2 separate regions of the Mus musculus genome follow, and region 2 is linked to region 1. The links are chromatin loops, found by intact Hi-C in ENCODE. Cell type or tissue: left cerebral cortex. All regions are shown on one strand. Links, peaks and the distances in the headings refer to the core of each region. The heading gives the core; the rest is flanking DNA.

Evidence for each region. Hi-C counts contacts between places; a loop is a spot of excess contacts. Peaks named below come from ENCODE experiments on the same cell type or tissue, not always from the same donor. Only the 100,000 strongest peaks of a DNase experiment are listed, where the experiment ranks them.
Region 2: a loop joins it to region 1, with 7 times the contacts of the local background. A loop is called at or near these places in 21 of 42 quality-filtered maps.

The regions. Positions count from the first base shown.
Region 1 is chr4:33,290,257-33,295,633 of GRCm38, forward strand. No RefSeq gene overlaps it. Among named protein-coding and RNA genes, the nearest start is that of Rngtt, 17 kb to the right of the region's middle. In left cerebral cortex, for the core only: CTCF peaks have their summits at 877 (motif pointing left) and 2,738 (motif pointing left); a DNase peak (open chromatin) is centred at 2,706.
Region 2 is chr4:33,206,765-33,212,141 of GRCm38, forward strand. Srsf12 (serine and arginine-rich splicing factor 12) reads left to right here and starts at 2,508. Exons shown (of 5, transcript NM_001372518.1): 1 at 2,508-2,606. The coding sequence starts at 2,542. In left cerebral cortex, for the core only: a CTCF peak has its summit at 2,519; DNase peaks (open chromatin) are centred at 2,366 and 2,942; H3K4me3 peaks cover 1,499 bases; H3K27ac peaks cover 1,357 bases.

The DNA of each region.
Region 1 (5,377 bases), core at 73-5,072:
TGTTTCCAGGCAGTGGATTGGTCGAGTGGCTGTTTCCAGGCTGTCTAGCCAGTGGATTGCATGGTCTCCAAGGGTTACTCAGACCACAGTGTGCTAACAGGTCTTTAAAGCTTGTGTTTTGGAATAGTAATTTCCCCTATTACAAAAGCGTATTGAAGAAAATGCCAGCACTCTAAGAACACCTCGCAGGGACACTGCCCATTTCTAAAGTGCATCTTCCCTAAGGGCTGCGAGTACTCTCTGATGCAGAAGCTTCCTAAAAGGATTTTTTATTCACAGCTCAAGGGAGTGGCTTGGGCTATTCCATAGAAAACTGGGGGGCTTTTAAAAAGGTAGCCATAGGCCACAGAGTATAGTTCAACTGGTGGCTTGTTTTCTAGCTTCTCTTTCTACTTCTTAAGTACGTAAAGCCATTCTTATTTGATATTGGAAGGAAAACTTGCAAGAAAAATGTAGATTGGGCATGTTAGTTCAAGACTAATCCCAGCACTTAGGAAGTGAAGACAGGAAGGTAAGAAATTCAAGTGTGGTCTCTGGTATGTAACAAAGCTTAGCCTGGGTGGCATGAAACCTTATCTCAACAAACACAAAGAAAACGGGGGCTCCAGGCTATCCTAGTGGGGACAGTGCTTGCTATGCAAGTGTGAGGACCTGGGATTTTAATCAGTGAAGAGATCAAATTCCCAACACTGATGTAGAGATAGTTTATTCAATTCTTAGTTTAGAAAAGCATCTCCCATGTTCAATATTAGCTACTAACCTCTTATATGAGGAAGCTGCAAGAGGGCGGGGAGATGGCTCAGCAGTTAAGAGCACTTGCTGCTCTTTCAGAGGTCCTGAGTTCAATTCTAAGCAGCCTCACGGTGAATCTCGACCATCTATAAAGGGATTTGATGCCCTCTTCTGGCATGCAGGTGTGCAAACACTCAGACATTTTAAAAAAAAAAAGTATCACTAGTTTGAGAGAGAGAGAGAGAGAGAGAGAGAGAGAGAGAGAGAGAGAGAGAGAGAGAGCGTGCTTCAGGACTGAGGCAGGAGGGTCAGGATTTCTAGGTCATCCTTAGCTATATAAAGGGCATTTGAAACCAACATGGCTTACCTACCTGAGACTCTGTCTTCAGAGAAATAAGTGAAATGCAGAATTTCAGGTCCACGCCAAACCTATTGAATTAGATTTTACATTTAATGACCTCGCCAGGTGATGTTGTGCCTTTCAAGTTTCAGGGGCAAAGTTAAAACCTTGGGCCCCGAAAGGTTAATTTTTTCCCCCTTAAAATCTAATATACATATAGAGTCCAAGCTAGCCTGATTCCAGGTCTTCCTGCTCGAGCCTCTGGAGTACTGAGCTTACAGGCACGCACTGCATTACCTGGCAGTCTTCAGCTAGGTGTGACAGATGGTAGAATGCTTGAGCTGTGTGGGTGATATGGTGATAGGACACTGTGGTTGTAGAGGCTGGAGCAGGAGATCCTCCTGGATCTATAGTAAGTCTAAGTAACTATATAGGCTTGGATGTAGGTCAGATGATAGCATGTTTGCCTTATAACGTACAGAGTTCTGGGTTTTGTTTGCCTCTGTCCCCAGAGGCGAACAAAATGAGATGTGATAGAAAGCGCCTATAATTCCAGCACTCAAGTAGAATAGGGACCATCAGGAGTTCACGTTCATCCTTGGGTACTCAGGGAGTTTGAGGCCACCCTGGGACACGTGAGACTCGGTCGCAAACAAACACAAAACTTGCAAACCAGAAATCAATGAATGAAAGAAGTCCTGGTTGAGAGTCAATAAATCTGTAGTTTTGTAAAGTTGTATGTGATGGCACACACCTATAATACCAACATTTGAGGGGGGAGGGGAGGAGGAGGAGCAGGAGCAGGAGGAGAAGCAGGAGGAGGAGGAGGAGGAGAAGGAGGAGGAGCAGGAGGAGCAGGAGCAGGAGCAGGAGGAGGAGAGCAGAAGCAGGAGCAGGAGCAGGAGGAGCAGGAGCAGGAGCAGGAGCAGGAGGAGCAGGAGCAGGAGGAGCAGGAGCAGGAGGAGCAGGAGCAGGAGCAGGAGCAGGAGCAGGAGCAGGAGGAGCAGGAGCAGGAGGAGCAGGAGGAGGAGCAGGAGCAGGAGCAGGAGCGAGTTCTAGGTCAGCCTGGGAGACAGAGCCAGACCCTTCTTTTCTCAACAGGAAAGAAAACATCTGAAACCCATAAGTGACAGAGCTGGGGTACGATGAAGCTGTCCTGGCAGATTGCAGTTTTTCATATTCTCCCTGAACTGAGAAACCCGATTCTCTCAAAGTCTACAGGGTCCCATATCTATTAAGCATAGCTGTGCACACCAGCAATAATTGGTGTGAAAACTGTCTTATCTCAACTGAAAGGGAAATCAGCAGCCCATTGAAATCGGTTGAACATCATTGAAAACAGTTGAACTAAGTTTTTTATGGCACACAGAAGCTGATAATTATTATCTGTGAAAGGCACAGCAGTGCTTAGAGAGCCCCCTCCCTCCCATCATCATTACACCTTTGTAATGAGGTTACCGACATGAGCTGGACAGCCAGAGTACCGGAATAGTCACGGCTACTTAATCGAGGTAGGTCAGGCTGGCCTCTGCTACTATGAATCTGGTGGTGGAGCCAAATCCAACATTAGGAGTGGAGCTGAATTCAAGAAAACTTGACCAGACCTCATTTCTTTTGAGTCGCAAATCAATGAGGTGGATTCCCTGGGCTGTAGCGCCACCTGGTGGAAAAACATTAGGTGTAGCATTATTCCGATTTCATGGACGGAAAAAACGGAAAATAAAGTTTATTTTTTCACCCGATTCTATCTAACTCCTCAGTAGTCGGTGTATACAGTTTGGTTATTTGCGATACTTAAGGCTGATGATGGAGTTAGTTGGTAGAGGACTTCCCTCAAATGTGTGGTGACTTGGGTATATTGCCAGGCACTGCATAACCCATACAAGGTTGTCCACTTGGAAGATACAGGCAGGAGAAGTTCAAGGGCATCTTCTGGTTACATAGATGATTTGACGTCAGACTGGGATTCATAAGATTCTTTGTTTTAAAAGAAAGCAATAATTGCATCACTGAGTCCATTCTGTCTTTTTTTTAATATTTATTTATTGTTATATATAAGTACACTGTAGCTGTCTTCAGACATCCCAGAAGAGCGCGTTAGATCTCATTACAGATGGTTGTGAGCCACCATGTGGTTGCTGGGATTTGAACTCAGGTCCTTCAGAAGAGCAGTCAGTGCTTTTAATTGCTGAGCCATCTCTCCAGCCCCCATTCTGTCTTCCAGTCCTGAGAGAACGAATGTCTCAGAAAATTGAGTGCCATTTGTACTTATCTAATGCTGCATTTGTGTTCTCTTGCACGGGCTTTGCTGTTGTTAAAAGATTTTTCGAGATAGGGTTTCTCTTTATAGCCCTGACTGTCCTGGAACTCACTCTGTAGACCAGGCTGGCCTGGAAATCCGCCTGCCTCTGCCTCCTGAGTGCTGGGGTTAAAGGTGTGTGCCACATGCTCGGCTTTTATTTGTATTTGTATATAAAAGATTTTATTTGTATTCATGTGTATGTGTGTAGATGCCTGACATGCATGCTAAGAACCAAAGTCTAGTCCTCTGTGAACCCAGCAATTAAGTGCTCTTAACTGTGGAGTCTCTCTAGCCCGTTGTCTGATTAGCGAATGAAGGAACCACAGATGATGATTGAAATACATTGAAGAGAAGTAGCTCAAGGCACTCAGCCAGAGATGCCAGACCTGCAGGATTCTGAGCCTCATGAAAGATGCTCTTTCCTAGATAGCTCAGGGATGTAGCGATCAGAACTAAGTTGATTTATGGAAGATAGGGACACCAGCTGGGACCGGAAGCTGTAACTTTGGCTACTTTGAAGCTGAGGTTTAAGGCCACCAGTCTAAGGCTTTCATGGGCTACAGAGTAAGTTTAAGGTTAGCTTGGATGATTTATCAAAACTGTGTGTGTGTGTGTGTGTGTGTGTGTTGAAATTACAACAAACCAGGTAATGCTGGGACATGCCTTTAACTCTAGAATTTGGGAGGCTGAGGCCGGTAGATCTCTATGAGTTAGAGGATACCCTAGGCTAGGTATTGAATTCTAGGCCAGCCAGGGTTACATATGAAGACTCTATCTTTAATATACACATTTAAAGCTAGAGGGACTTGCCTCAAATAGGGTTTCACTGTGGTGACGATACACCATGACTATGGCAACTCTTACTTATTTGTTTGTTGGTTGGCTTTTTTTTTTTTTTTTTTTTTTGGTTTTTCGAGACAGAGTTTCTCTGTGTAGCCCTGGCTGTCCTGGAACTCACTCTGTAGACCAGGCTGGCCTCCAACTCAGAAATCCGCCTGCCTCTGCCTCCTGAGTGCTGGGATTAAAGGTGTGCACCACCACACCCAGCTGTTGGTTGGCTTTTGAAACAGCACTTTTTTGTGTAGTTCTGGCTGTCCAGGAACTAGCTCTGTAGACTAGACTGGCCTTGAACTCCTGCCCTTGGGATTAAAGGTATGCACCACCACTGCCTAGTTCATGGAAAGTTTTTTTTTTTTTCTTTAAAGACTTACTTATTTATTTTATGTATGTGAGTACGCTGTCTTCAGACTCAACAGAAGAGGGCATCAGATCTCATTATGGATGGTTGTGAGCCACCACGTTGTTGCTGGGAATTGAACTCAGGACCTCTGGAAGATGTCTTAGATGACCTCTAAGCCATCTCTCCAGCCCCCGTGGAATGTCTTATAAAGGAAAACATTTAACGGTTTCCAAGCTTTAGCTCATTATTACCTTGGTGGGGAGTGTGGGGGTGTGCAGGTAGACATGGTGCTGGAGAAAGAGATGAGGGTTCTACATCCAGACCAAAGGCAGCAGGAAGAAAATGATGCACTAGGCCGGGCTTGAGCTTCTGAGACCTCAAAGCTTTCCCACAGTGACACACTTCCTCCAACAAGGCCACACCCACTGCAACAAGGCCACATCTCCTCATACTGCCTTTCCCTATGAGCCTATAGGGCCATTGCCTTCCCTCTGTTGTCTCTAGACTTACTATCAAGCCTGCTGTGGCCATCCCTAAGGAGCTCCTCCTCCCAGTGCACTTTATCCCCTGCACACTCCATCCCTTGGTGAAGACTTAGGGTCTGTTGCCCTGCTAATTAAGGTTGAAGTCTACCATTGCCCTGATAGCTTTCTGAGCTTGGTACAGAATGGCGGACTTCCTTTGTCAGTGAGGTTTCCTCTTCTCAGCCAGAGGGACCCCCAGACCCCACCCCCTATACCTGTGAAATGTCACATAACCTTGGTTAAGGTTACAGGTCCAGCTTCCTATCTCCTGATAAGAACCCGTTCAGCAGGGACCCGAG
Region 2 (5,377 bases), core at 263-5,262, 83 kb before region 1:
TGGAATCTGTTCTCTCCTTCCCCCATGTGGGTCCTTGGCATCTGTCTCAGGCTGTCAGGTTTGCTGGCAAGCTCCTTTACCTACTGAACCAGCTCAACAGCCCATCTACTTTCAATATAACATAACAGTGATTTAAGAAGTTTGTCTGTTTAGGCAAGCTTTAACAATTGAAAGGGAGTCTGACTTTTTCCTTTTCCCAATATTCTTTATAGACCTGCAATTTCTCATTTCCTCCTCCTTCTCTTCCTCTTCTTCCTCCTTTTCCTCCTCCTCCTTGTGGACTGTCACAACGCTGGCACTCAAGCCCAAGGCCTCACGCTCACTAGTGCCCTGTCACGGATCTACATTCCAGCTCTGTGGCAGGGATTTCAATTGCATCTTTTTAACTCTACTTTTTTTTTTTTTTTAAAGTAAAATAGAAAAGCATGGTGGTGCATGCCTGTAATTCCAGTGGTACAGAGTCTGATGTGGGAGGATTGCTGCAACTGCAACCCTACCTGGGGCTACAACTGTGAGTACTAAACCAGCCATGCTATAAAATGAGACCCTGTCTCCAAGGGGAGAAAAGGTAAAAATAATTATAGTATCTAAATGAGAAAAGATACAAGGGCATCTCAAAATACTTTAAAAACAGAAGTCCTGTTTTGGGGAGAAAATAAGCATGAAATAGACCAAAAATTTTCAGGAAGATCTCCCTAGCCACGTTGTCACTCTAAGCTAACTTTTTATTCTTTTCATTTAAAATGTTTCTATTTTAATGGAGGAAAGAGGGTTACACTTGTGTGACATGTGCTGGAGAAGGCTGCAGGGTGACTCTCACTCCACAACTCCACAAGTATGTCTTCTCCCAAGGTGGCATCCCTCACTAAAACTGAAGATTTGGACCTCTCCATTTCTTCAGGGATTGCTGGCCATTGAGTTCCTGGGATTCACCTGTCTCTGACCTCACGATGCTGAGGTCACAGGGGTGTGGCTTTGTGATGCTGGGTCACAGGGGTGTGGCCATGCCCAGGATTTTTACAAGTGGGTGTTGGGAACTCTGAGTCAGTGCACTGTAAGCACTCTTATGTACTGAGCCTTCATCACAGTCACTAGGATCATTGCACTCCTTCATACACCTCTGAACTCTGTACAGCATCGCCTGCTGCTTTGAAGAGATGATTCAACAAAGCAGTACTTTTGGTTATAAAGCCTACAACTTTGGATGAATATGATTTAAAAAAAAAAATCTAGGACACGGAGGGCTTTTAGTCTGGACCCTCAAGAGTACCAGAAAAAAACATCGAAAAAGCAATAACACATAGCTATATTAGTTACTGAACATGGTTGCTTAAGACACCGGCCAAGCTTAATGCAGTATTCCTTTTGTCAAACTATTATTTTTATTGTATGTGTAAGTGTTTTGCCTACTTGTGTGCCTTGCATCCCACTGAGGCCAGAAGAGGGTGTTGGACACCCTGGAACTGTAAGCCACCACGTGGACACTGGGAGAGGAACCCGGCCGGGTCCACTGCAAGAGCAGCAAGCGCTCTTGACTGCTGAACCTTCTCTCCAGCCCCCACCTCGAAGCTACCCCGGTGTAATATCATTTAGTCATCTGCACTTGAAAATGTTCCTGCCTCAGGCTCTCCTACAGGAAGCTGTTGTACTAAAAGAAGTACTTAGCTGCTTCAAAACAGATCTAGAAATTGTAAGAGTAGATCTATGCGCTATCAGTAATGACAGGTCTCAGTTGGCTGGCCTCCAGCTCCTCTATAGTAGATAACTTTTGACCTCCCTGCCATCACTCCTCACCGTCCTCCCCCCCCCCCCCCCCATGCCCTGGGATGACAGGTTCTGCCATAGTCTCTGCTCAGGTACTGGAACAGCGTGCATCCTGCAGGCTAGACAATCACTCTTCCATTGAGTTACATCCCTAGTCTTTTCAAGATAAGTTTCATTAAACCACCAAATGCGTGGCATTATTACACCAGCTCCACTAACCAATACACAGTACTCTCAATTTTCCTAGCATTAAACCCAGCCTGATGTGGAGCCCACTACAAAAGGAATTCTAGGCCTGAGTAAACAAGCAAACAAAAGACCCCAGCCTGCTCTCCCGTCTGGGTTTCTTTGATGCTTACCCTGTTTATTGCCTCGAGGCCTTTTTGCTTAAGCTGCAGTACTGCAGCAGTTCCCCCCACCCCCACCCCCACGCCCGTGTTCAGTCTTTCTTCCCTGAGGGTCGAGTTGATCTCTTTAGGGAAAGGCTGTGGCTAAGCTTGCATGCCCACAAGTGGCTCCCTGACCCTGCACATGGCTCTTTCGAAGCCCTGTCATGAGATCTTTTTCTGGGGCTGTTTGGGAGAGGCAGGTCTCCCTTGGAGCACCTAGCTGGCCTGCAGCGATGGGGGATCGGATCTATTCCCTAGAGGCCCGGGCAGTGGCAAGGTCTGTGCTCGCGCGGCCGCGCAGGCCCCGCGCCCCCCGCCCGCGTCTGCGGCTGCGCGGCCGGCCCGGGAGGGGGCGCGGCGGGCTGCTGGGAGCGGGGCCGCGAGAGGCATGTCTCGCTACACCAGGCCCCCCAACACCTCCCTGTTCGTCAGGAACGTCGCAGACGCCACCAGGTGAGTGGAGACCGGACCCCGCGGGGGCACGGGCCGGGGCGCCGGGTTGTCGGGGTACGGGGTGGGCAGTGGGGGGCTGTCTGGATGACGATGCCGCCCGGGTACCCCGGGTGCCGAGCTGCAAGCTGTTGGGGTGCCATTTGGGCGTCAGGGTACCGGTCTTGTGTTGGGGCACTGGCCGGGTGTTGGGAATGCTGGCCAGGTGTCGTAGGGGTGCCACTGCGGGCTGTCGGAGTATCTGGGTTTTGGGGTGTGGGCGAGGTGTTGGGGTGCGGTCGTGATGTCAGGTGTTGGCCCGGCGTCAAGGTGCGGGCTGGGTGGCTCCGGCTGTGGTGGCAGTGCTGGCCCTGGCTCTGGTGGCACTGCGCTCTGCAGGCGCCGCCCACTAACCTTCCGGAGGAACTGGGGCTGTCTCCTCCCCAGGATGCACACCTTAGGCCTTGCAATTTCCTCTGCACTGTTCAGACAGTGATTATGGCCCACATTTAATATACAAAAGACTAGTCAGTTCGATTTCTATGGTTTTCTTTGAGTCCTGGGAACAGTCTTAGGCTTCATTATGGTGCAGGAAGTCTTTATTTCCTCCATCCCTCTTTGAAAATTCTGTCCAGATGGTTGCCAGGCATAGAGCTGAAGAAATGCCCTTTTTTCAGACTAGCGCACCTTTTCCTTTAATAGGAGCCGGAGAGAGAATGGGAGGCGTGACACTAATAGACACCTTCATCTTTCATTGGAATTACTTAATCCCCCGTTCTAGTTCTGCCATCTTGGCCACCTATGGAAAAGTTGAAGTTCAAGGGTTTTAAGGAGTTACCTGGACCTAAACAGGCACAAATGTACGCAGCTCTTCAGTTGTTAGTTATCTGAAGTAATCATAATGTATGTTTTGTTTTGTTTTTGTTTTTGTTTTTGTTTTGTTTTGTTTTGTGAGAGAGAGAGAGAGAGAGAGAGAGTAGTATCTAGTCTAGGCTGACCTTGTACTTCTGATCCTGTTACCTTGGCCTCCCTCCCAAGTCCTGGCATTGCAGGTGACCCCCACCACCAAGCTGGGGATTTACTTTTAGGAGAATTAAGAACTTTAAATTTAATCACTGTAAATATTTATGTCACTACTGTAGACTGTGAGTTAATAGAATTTTAAAAGATTCCTGGGTTTTATGGTTCTTCTCTACCTGTTTATCCAAACATCCTCACACAGGAAGCAAAATTAATATTTGGGTAGGCTAAAAGCAGTTAAACAACTTGAACAATAAGCAAAAGGTCTTCATGGCATGCTTACAAAAGAAACCCGGGAGATTCCCAACCCTAGTGGCCACAAGAGCGAGGCAGAGGAATACAGATGAGTGGGGGTACCAGCTTATGAGACGTAGTAGAATGGTACAGACTGCAACAGGTGAGCATGTGTCCTCGAATGGGAAGTCACGTTGCCACCTTTTCCAGTTCTAGAGAATCAAACCCAGTCTGTACATGCTGGGCTCCCTACAGAGCTATACTTACTGGGGCATCCGTTCAATTTTGTAGCCCAACCAGGACTTGGGTTTTCCCTCTTTCTACTTCAGCCTCCCCCATAGCTGTGATTATGAGCATGTTACACACACACACACACACACACACACACACCTCAACCCCTGCTGCAACTTGCCTCAACCTACTTTCAAGAGAAGTCAGAAACCTGGATTTTTGTGTACATTGAACGAATTTTAAAACATTAGCATTACTAGCTATATAAGAGGCCAGCCTGGTGTCTCCATGAGTACAGATGCAAGTCTGAAGATCTGAGTTCTATCCCTGGGACCTACACGGTGGAAGAAGAGAATAACTACCCCCTGTTGTCCTCTGACCTCACATAAGCCACACCCACACATACCATAACTAAATAAAGGTGTGTTAAGTTGAATAGTGTGAATTACAATTTTTGTAGATCTAGAAACTATAAAATATTGGCTATTTCATAGAGTTTTCAGATGTTCAAACATTGTGCATACTAAGTAAAACACATCTGGGGGTGTTACTCAGTAGTAGATTGCTTGCCTTAAATGCAGGAGGCCTTGGCTTCCATAAATGAACAAACTAATAAAAACATGTTTTCATGTGACTACTAACCTTGGGTCCAGGTAATCCTTCACCAAGTGCAGAGACTGATAATTGGGAGTTAGTAAGTCTTTTTTTTTTTTTTAAGATTTATTTATTTATTATATGTAAGTACACTGTAGCTGTCTTCAGACACTCCAGAAGAGGGCATCAGATTTTGTTATGGATGGTTGTGAGCCACCATGTGGTTGCTGGGATTTGAACTCTGGACCTTTGGAAGAGCAGTCGGCGCTCTTAACCACTGAGCCATCTCGCCAGCCCCAGGAGCTAGTAATTCTTTTTTCTGTTCTTTCGTTGCTTTTTAGCTTGTCACAGAGAGGCAATCAGGACTGAGATTATCTTGTATTAAGAGAATAACAGTTTCTAGAATTTGTTAGTATTCATACTATGTGACAGATCCTATGTGAAGACCTTTATAAGCCAGGGAGGTGGTTCAGCAGATTTAAAACACTGTGGCCAAGCAGGGAAGCCTCAGCTCAATCCCTAGGCCAAAAAAGGCAGCAGAGATGGATTCTTCATGTTGTCCTTGGACCTCCACATGAACATGTGGCATGTATACCCACACACAAACACACATGCAGAAAATAAATGTAATTTTTAGAAACTTTCCATGTACTATCTTACTTAGTTTTCACCATCCTGTATGTCTTAGTGTTACATTGCTGTGATAAAAGGCCATG